2 separate regions of the Mus musculus genome follow, and region 2 is linked to region 1. The links are chromatin loops, found by intact Hi-C in ENCODE. Cell type or tissue: heart. All regions are shown on one strand. Each heading gives the region's core, and the rest is flanking DNA. Links, peaks and the distances in the headings are about the cores only. Region 1 overlaps Cul9 (cullin 9). Region 2 overlaps Pex6 (peroxisomal biogenesis factor 6).

The links. Peaks named below come from ENCODE experiments on the same cell type or tissue, not always from the same donor. Only the 100,000 strongest peaks of a DNase experiment are listed, where the experiment ranks them.
Region 2: it touches region 1 in a loop (4-fold over the local background); 11 of 42 quality-filtered maps call a loop at or near these places.

What each region holds. Positions count from the first base shown.
Region 1 is chr17:46,523,308-46,527,687 of GRCm38, reverse strand. It overlaps Cul9 (cullin 9), which reads left to right. Exons shown (of 41, transcript NM_001081335.2): 12 at 880-1,126; 13 at 1,204-1,309; 14 at 1,753-1,980; 15 at 2,242-2,332; 16 at 2,451-2,622; 17 at 4,327-4,380. Among named protein-coding and RNA genes, the nearest start is that of Cul9, 21 kb to the left of the region's middle. In heart, for the core only: a CTCF peak has its summit at 1,917 (motif pointing left); DNase peaks (open chromatin) are centred at 1,487 and 1,967; H3K27me3 peaks cover 1,707 bases.
Region 2 is chr17:46,723,746-46,728,125 of GRCm38, reverse strand. It overlaps Pex6 (peroxisomal biogenesis factor 6), which reads right to left. Exons shown (of 17, transcript NM_145488.2): 13 at 4,099-4,207; 14 at 3,619-3,735; 15 at 3,422-3,499; 16 at 3,162-3,301; 17 at 2,583-2,938. The coding sequence ends at 2,802. Gnmt (glycine N-methyltransferase) reads left to right here. Exons shown (of 6, transcript NM_010321.1): 2 at 734-861; 3 at 1,410-1,520; 4 at 1,715-1,857; 5 at 1,944-2,065; 6 at 2,155-2,462. The coding sequence ends at 2,326. Among named protein-coding and RNA genes, the nearest start is that of Gnmt, 3.2 kb to the left of the region's middle. In heart, for the core only: a CTCF peak has its summit at 2,587 (motif pointing right); no DNase peak of the experiment used is centred there; H3K4me3 peaks cover 255 bases; H3K27ac peaks cover 370 bases; H3K27me3 peaks cover 66 bases.

The sequences.
Region 1 (4,380 bases), core at 209-4,208:
GATGTTCTTGCCTCAGTCTCCCAGGTGTTCACAGTACCTGTGTGCATCTTCATGGCATGCCTGATCTTTTTTTTTTTTTTCTTTTTGGTTTTTCGAGACAGGGTTTCTCTGTATAGCCCTGGCTGTCCTGGAACTTACTCTGTAGACCAGGCTGGCCTTGAACTCAGAAATCTACCTGCCTCTGCCTCCCGAGTGCTGGTTTTTTGTTTTTTTTTTTTTAAGATTCATTTATTTTATTTATATGAATACACTGTAGCTGTCAGACACACCAGAAGAGGGCATCAGATCTCATTACAGATGGTTGTGAGCTACCATGTGTTTGCTGGGAATTGAACTCAGGACTTCTGGAAGAGCAGTCAGTGCTCTTAACCACTGAGCCATCTCTCCAGCCCCTGGCATGCCTGATCTTAAGCAGAACTTGTTGACCAAAAGGAGGACTATCATCAATGTTATAAGATATTTTTATGTTTTAAAAAAATAGGGTAAAAATGCAGGCATATGGACGCGGACCACAATAAGCGGTATGCATCCTTGAGTCTGTGTGTCTGAAGCCTCACTCAGCAGTTTGGGGATGTTCCCATCACCACAGTACTGTGTACATAGCTAGCGTTTAATAGTGGGCGGTGACTGGGATGCCGTTAATGCAGCTTACACTGTAATTGCTTTCCAAGTAAAGTTAGGTCTACATTGGGGACCAGAAAAGAAAATTTCATATACTCTGATAAGCTATGATACAGACATCCTCAATGTGGAAAGGAGGTTTGCGGGGGGGGGGGGGGGGGAGGGCAGGGGGCAGCTTCTTTCTGGATGGCACTGTTTGTGGGTTTGACTGATCTACAAAATGCCTCTCGTTTTCCCTCTGGTGTGTCTGCCCGGCAGTACTGGAGACACCAAGCACCCAGGGTCAGGATGGGTCCCCCGAGTCGCTCATCCGGTCCCTGGTGGGTGACCTGTCAGCAGAACTCTTCCTTGACTTGGAACGCGTGCTGTGCCATGAAGGCAGCCCTCCAGCTGCCGTGAGGCCCCTCCTCAGGCGCCTCCAGCAGGAAACGCAGCCATTCCTCCTGTTGCTGCGGACTCTAGATGCCCCCGGGCCCAACAGAACTCTGCTGCTCACGATACTCAGGTAAAGAGTCTGTCCAGGCTCCGTGCACAGGGACTGAGCGACTGCTAGCGCTTTACATGTTTCCTTCCCTTCCCCAGGGTCATGACCCGACTGCTGGATCATCCTGAGACAATGGTCCTCCCCTGGCACGAGGTCTTGGAGCCCTGCCTCAACTGCCTGAATGGGCCAAGCAGTGACTCTGAGGTACCAGATTCCTAGCAGAAGTTGGGGCACCACCTGCCTAGGGAGGCTCTAGAGGCTCAGTGGATCTGTGTAGGTCTGAGGGTCTCAGGGCACTGTGGTCTCTGGAGGAAGGAGAGGAAGGCTGGTGTCACTCAGCAATCCAGACGGGCCTTGCTGTCTCCGAGCCAGGGTTTGTACATCATGGAGTGATGTCAGACAAAGGCTAGCCCTTGGGGTAGTTTGATCTTGGCAGGAAGAAGCCTGTGACACTACACCAGCTGCACCGCCAGCTGACTCTGAGTCCCAGCGCTTCCATTATACTGTTCCAGTCTCCTTGTTCCTCTCCTGGCCCTGCAGACCTCCTCAGTCCCTGCCATTCTTCTTCCTTCAGTGGACCCAGCCCTCGCCCTTACCCTCTCTGTCCTCTCTTTCCTGGAAACTCACCCGTGTGGCTCTGGGCTCAGGTTGTCCAGGAGGTGACCTGCTTCCTGCACCGCCTGGCTCTGATGCAGAAAGACTACGCAGTGGTGCTTTGCTGCCTGGGAGGTAAGGAAGCCCTCTCCAAAGTCCTGGACAAGCACTCCACTCAGCTCCTGCTGGCCTCTGAGCTGCGCCACCTGGTGGCCGAGTGTGAGAAGTACTCGCAGCTCTGCAGCAACCTCACCTCGAGCATCCTGGCAGGCTGCATCCAGGTGAGGAGGGGCTTGTAGGTGTGGAGCTGAGAGAAGACCAGAAACAAGGGGTGGGCTCTCCTTGTATCTGTCTCTGGGATCCCATGTGGCAGCAGTGGCAGCAAATCTGGGCTCCTGTCCCTAAGCTTCCCCCTGCCCTCCACGGTCCCATCAGGACTTGGTGAGAAGGGTTGAGCGTTCTGGTCCCTCTTGGCCTTCTTCCCTCTGTGCATGCTTCTGACCTTGTCCGCATCCCTTCCCTGCCCTGTGTTCTGGCTGCAGATGGTGCTGGGCCAGATTGAAGACCACAGGCGAACCTACAAGCCCATCACTATCCCCTTCTTTGATGTGTTCCTCAGGCATCTCTGCCAGGGTTAGTACCCTCAGCCATGTCCCTGGCTCCCACCCGCTCGGCACTTTCCTTCCCACTCTCTGACCTTTCCTTATCTCTGACCTTGCTGTGACCCCCGGCCCCTCCTCCTCTCCCCCAGGCTCCAGTGTGGAGGTGAAGGAGGACAGGTGCTGGGAGAAAGTGGAGGTGTCCTCGAACCCACACCGGGCCAGCAAGCTGACGGACCGCAACCCCAAGACCTACTGGGAGTCCAACGGCAGCACTGGCTCCCACTCCATCACCTTACACATGCACCGTGGTGTTCTTATTAGGTGCGAACCCATTTGTTTGCACATGTGCTCATACAAACTATCCTACTGTGCACCAATGTTATCTCCCGCAAAGCACCGTCCCACAATGCTCTTTGTAAACTCTGTCCTTGTAGGACATTTCAAACTCATTTGGTGCATGACTGGCACATTGGCCTGTCTGTGCTCGGCTGTGTGGACATCCCACTGTCTGAACCCAGTCACTGGCTCCTAACAGATCCACATACCACCATCTTGTGCTTAGAGAGCAACAGTCTGCTTACCTGCTCGTGCCGTGGGTGTTTGTTCAGTGCCAAGAATGCCACACACTGCACTAGGCTCTGAGGGAACAGGGACAGTCAGAGATGAGGAATTTGTAGTTGGGGAGCCAGGCTAGCGAGTCAGTCAAGAGAATCAGGCTTGATAGTGCATGTATATAATCTCATCACTCAGGGAGTTGAGGCAGGGGGATCAAGAATTCAAGCCCGGGCTCCATATTGATATCCTGTCTCAAAGTGGGGAATAAAAGAGGAAACAGAAATAAAACAGCTTGAAGCGAAAGCATCATGGTGCAGGCACAGTGACGTGGCTGTTGCCCCTCTCCCTGGAAAGCTGAGGCAGGAGGCTGTCTTGAACCCAGCCAAAGGCATTCAGGTCAATGTGAAGAGAAGAGCCTCCTGGGAGATAGAGGGCCAGGAGAGAGGGTTCCGGGGCCAACGAGGGTCAGAGAAGGCTTCCTTTCAGGAGCTGTTGGCTGAGCTGAAGCCTGAAGCTGAACTTAGCTCAGTAAAGAGAACTCAGTGGCACCCCAGGCAGAGGCAGCGTGCAGAAAGGAGAAACGGGATGCTGCAATGGGCGTTTTAAAATGCTGCTCAGGCGGAATGAAGGGGCGTCATGGCAGCAGGGGAGCAGCCAGGAGAGCAGGCACATTCAGACTGTAGCTCTGTGAGGAACTTCAAACCTTGTTCTGAAACTTGGGGATTCGTCCAGGGACTTTAAGAAACTAGTTTCTTTTTAGTTGTTACTCAGGTAACCCTGAAGATTAGGGCTGGAGGCCAGAATAAAGGGTGTTGGGAGGTGTGTGCGGTCTAGTCTGGAAGCTGAGGGTGCCTGGTGTGGTGGCACACGCCTTTGATCCCAGCACTTGGGAGGCAGAGGCAGGCGGATTTCTGAGTTCAAGGCCAGCCTGGTCTACAAAGTGAGTTCCAGGACAGCCAGGGCTACACACAGAAACCCTGTCTCAAAAAGTAAAAACATAAAAAAATAACAAAAGAGGGGCTGAGGGAGCAGAGCCGACTGTGAGAGGCTGAGGTGTAGAGCCTACAAGACTTGACATTGGTTGGTGAGGGAAGCTGTGACCAGGTAAGTGGCCTATTTCTTCCATGGGGGACAGAAATAGAAAGGGGGTGAGGTCCTGTGGACAGATGATTGTCCCCTGTTGTCACGCTGGCCTTGAGGAACCTCCTGGTCATGACATGGGAATGTCTATTACATGTACAGGATAGCATCAATTTGTTATTGAATCTAGGGGTTTAAGTAAAACCACTTAAAAATGTAAAGGGAAAGCTGGGGGTCTGGGGAAGATGGGCAGGAGAGGAGCAAGAGGAGGAAGAGGAGCAAGAGGAGGAAGAGGAGCAAGAGGAGGAAGAGGAGCAAGAGGAGGAAGAGGAGCAAGAGGAGGAAGAGGAAGTGGCCCTGGTTCTCACTGGCTTCCTTCTTTTTCCTCAGGCAGCTGACCCTGCTGGTGGCCAGTGAAGATTCAAGTTACATGCCAGCCAGGGT
Region 2 (4,380 bases), core at 179-4,178, 200 kb before region 1:
GCACATATATTTAATCCCAGCACTCAGGGAGTCCTAAATAGGTGGCTCTCTGTGAGTTCCAGGCCCTGCAGGGCTACATTAGGAGACCCTGTTTCTAATAAGAGGCAGCTGGGGAGATGGCACATGTTCTTACAGAGGACCCAAATTTGGTGCCCAGCACCCTCTCTGGGGTCTGCAGACACAAGGTATGCACATGATGCACATATTCAGGCACGACACATGAAATTAAATTTTGAAAAAAAATTTTTTTGAAACAGAGTCTCTCTTTGTAGCCCCAGCTGTCTTGGAACTCACTGTTTAAACCAGGCTAAAAAAAAAACAAAAAACAAAAAAAAAAAAACTCTCAAAAAATTTTTTTGCTACTTGATAAGGAAAATTCTTTTTTTTTTTTTTTTAAGATTTATTTATTATTATATGTAAGTACACTGTAGCTGTCTTCAGACACCAGAAGAGGGAGTCAGATCTTGTTACGGATGGTTGTGAGCCACCATGTGGTTGCTGGGATTTGAACTCTGGACCTTCAGAAGAGCAGTCGGGTGCTCTTACCCACTGAGCCATCTCACCAGCCCCCAGGAAAATTCTTAATGGGTCACTTGAGACCAGTAGAGATGGCCTGGGACAGGAAGCAGAGGAACGGACTCTGGAATGTTATGTCTGGGGAAATGTCACACACATTTGGCCTCCCAGGCTCCTCTGACTGGTCCTCTAGTCCCCCGTTTCTGACCTCATCCAGAGTGGACTCCATCATGCTGGTGGAAGAGGGCTTCAGCGTGATGAGCGTGGACGCCAGCGACAAGATGCTGAAATATGCGCTTAAGGAGCGCTGGAACCGGAGGAAAGAGCCATCCTTTGACAATTGGGGTAAGTCTGTCTGTCCAGGCCCCCCCAGACATGCACCTCCAGGGTCACTCTCTGCCCTGGCTCTCTCTTGCTGTGGAGCTGAATGGTTTTTCCTCAGGGCACGGTACAGTCCCTGTCAACTTCCTAAAAAGGAAGGCTTTGGCATCAGAGTAGGATTCCGGCTGGTAAGAGCAAGTTTGTTGTATTTATGGTGCTAGGCATTGAACTTGGGCATGCCAAGTAGACCCTTGATCACTGGGCTGCATTACCAGCGGTTTTTATGCTTTTCCCGTGTTGCCTGGCTTGGCTAAGCTAGATTTAAGTGATGCTCCTGTCTAACAGAGTCTAGAGGTGTACGTCAAGTCACTGGGCCCTACAGAGCTACTTTTAACTGTCTTATCACATCCTGTCTCTCCTCCCTACAAAAGCCCCTAAGTGGAGGGCTGGCTTTGCCAACTGTGGCTCTCTCCATCCCTAATGAGTCCCCATGTGTCTCTGGGAGGAGGTGGTTGCTTCTGTGCTGTGCTATAATTCTCGACTCCCCCCCCAACCCCTGCCCTGGCCTCCAGTCATTGAAGAAGCCAACTGGTTGACGCTGGACAAAGATGTGCTTTCAGGAGATGGCTTTGATGCTGTCATCTGCCTTGGGAACAGTTTTGCTCACTTGCCAGACTGCAAAGGTAAGCTGGTGGCCTTGGCTGTGGCTCTTGCCTTGAGCTCCCCCACGTCCGAAGATGGCTGGCCTGCTGCCCTGATAAGGCAGACCTGCATTTTGCCTGTCTTCTTTAGTGCTGGCACTTGGGAGGGAGACAGGGGCGGGAGGTGGTGCTGGAGGCCTAAGCAGATGGTGTCTGTGGCCCTGCCGGGAACCCAGGTGACCAGAGCGAGCACCGGCTGGCACTAAAGAACATTGCAAGCATGGTGCGGCCCGGGGGCCTGCTGGTGATCGACCACCGCAACTACGACTATATCCTCAGCACAGGCTGTGCGCCCCCGGGGAAGAACATCTACTATAAGGTTGGGCTGCCCCCCAATGGGAAGCGGGAGCTGGAGGGCCAGAAGCCCCGTGGTGGCTCAGGGAATGACGCAACCCATGCCCTCAGAGTGACCTGACCAAGGACATTACGACGTCAGTACTGACAGTCAACAACAAAGCCCACATGGTAACCCTGGACTACACAGTGCAGGTGCCAGGCACTGGCAGAGATGGCTCTCCTGGCTTCAGGTATGACGTGGTTTGGCAGGAGAGAGGTGGTGGTGGTGGGGAGACCTGAGGCCAGCAGCCCTCATATCTGGCTGGGGGCCCTGTTGCAGTAAGTTCCGGCTCTCTTACTACCCACACTGTTTGGCGTCTTTCACGGAGTTGGTGCGAGCAGCCTTTGGGGGCAGGTGCCAGCACAGCGTCCTGGGTGACTTCAAGCCCTACAAGCCTGGCCAGGCCTACGTTCCCTGCTACTTCATCCATGTGCTCAAGAAGACAGACTGAGTTTCTCCGGCTCCCAGAAGCCCATGCTCAGGCAATGGCCCCTACCCTAAGACCATCCCCTAATGCAGATATTGCATTTGGGTGCAGATGTGGGGGTCGGGCAAACGGAGTAAACAATACAGTCTGCATTCTCCAAGCCTGTGCCTGGTGTTTCTTCAGAAGTAACGTGTTTTTATGGTGTTCCCCCCCCCAATCCCCCCTCAAGACCTCAGCCTCCCATAACCTTGCCTTTTGCACCGCAACCTCTCACAAGACCAGTAGGAGGCAGTATACACTTTATTTTCTACTCCAGAACTAGTGTCTCCGCACAGGTCACAGGCTGCCAAGCCCCTAGCTGCCAGCCCTGCCTCTCCTCCTGAGCACTAGGGGCCCCCACTAGGGCTCACAAGGGATCTCTGGGAGGAGGCAGCCTTCAGGCGACAGGCGGGAGGTACCTTCAGTCAGGGGGCATAGGCAGAGGGCAGGCAGGCAGCTCCTAGCAGGCGGCAAACTTGCGTTGGATGCGCTTGTATCGCAACAGCTCCTGCTCACTGACTGAGGGCTGCAGCCGGGCTGCAGCCTGCAACAGGTCCTCCATGGTGAGCAGCAGTGCTGAGCTCCGCAGCTCTAGCCCTAAGGGGTGGAAAGGAAGACTAAGGCCAGAGCCCCAGCCCTAGCTGAAGTACAGAGGCTGCAGTCTATGCCTAGGTAGGAGAGCCACTCCCGGGGGGGGGGGGGGGGGACGGGACGGGACGACGACGACGACACCCCCTGCTCAGCCATTCCTCTGGAATTCAGGGCCAGGACTGTCTCCCTAGCTTTATGGTTCCCATCCAGGGCTGGCAGGTGGGCTCACCTTCCTCTAGGTCTCGAACCCTGCGTTTGAGGGCAGTCATCATGGCGTCAGAGCAGAGAGAATAGAGATCTGCACCAGTCAGCTGGGGTGGGCAGCAATCCAGCACGTTTGCCAGGCTCACAGAGGCCTCCAGCTTGAACCTATCACACCCACACCAGGGATGTTAAAGCTGGCCTCACCTCCTCCCTCAGAAGTCATGCTGACTCGCACACATCCCCTAACTGTCTAAGCCCCCACCCCAGCTCTCCGACTACGCATACTTCCGTGTGATGGCGCTCAGCACACGCAGCTGGGAGGCCCGGTCCTCACTCGCCCCTACAAACACCAGCTTGTCAAATCTTCAGAGAGACAGAGACAGGAAGTGTTAGGGCTGCCAACCATGAGAGGTGAAGGATGCCCAGGATAGAGGTTAAGGCGCAAAGGAGCCTTGTGGAGGGGAGAGGTCCAGGGTCCCCACCTGCCAGGCCGCAGAAGGGCAGGGTCCAGGAGGTCTGGTCTGTTGGTGGCTCCGATCACAAACACATCCTGGGTGCTGTGGAGCCCATCCAGCTCGGCTAGGAGCTGAGACACAACTCTGTACGGGAGGAAGGCGGCAAAGGTTGCAGAGTCCTTGCTGTGCCCTCAGGCCAGCTGCGCTTCTCTTGAAGACTGCTTCAGCAAGGTCCCTTGCTAAGCTCTGCCCCATGTCCCTGCCACACTGGTGAGCCTCCTCAAAGTTCCCCACTCCTTTTTAGCTTCCCTTCTAGCTCTGAACTAGAAGGGCAGGAACCTCTGTCTTAGAGGCCTGGGCTGGAGACTGATGTGACTCAAGATATATACACAGACATATATACATATACGCATATATACATATGTATATGTGTGTGCATATACACACACACACACATACACACACACACATATCTCACATCCCTCCCCAGACTCCAGAACCCCTGACCTGTCCATCACCCCTCCAGAATCTCCACTCCGTCCGCGGCTTGGAGCTAAGGAATCCAGTTCATCAAAGAAGATGATACAGGGAGCAGCAGCCCTGGCCCTGGCAAACACTGAGAAAGAGGCTCGCAGGAGAGTGGTGTCAAGGAGCTTCAAGTCAGGGGAGAAGGATGGCACATGTGCCCGACAGTTCCTCCCCGGCCATTGCCCACTGAGCTGACCAGGAGCAGCCACTGGGGAAGATGGTGTTGGGGAAGGGCCCGAGACTCGCTCGCTCTCCCCGCTC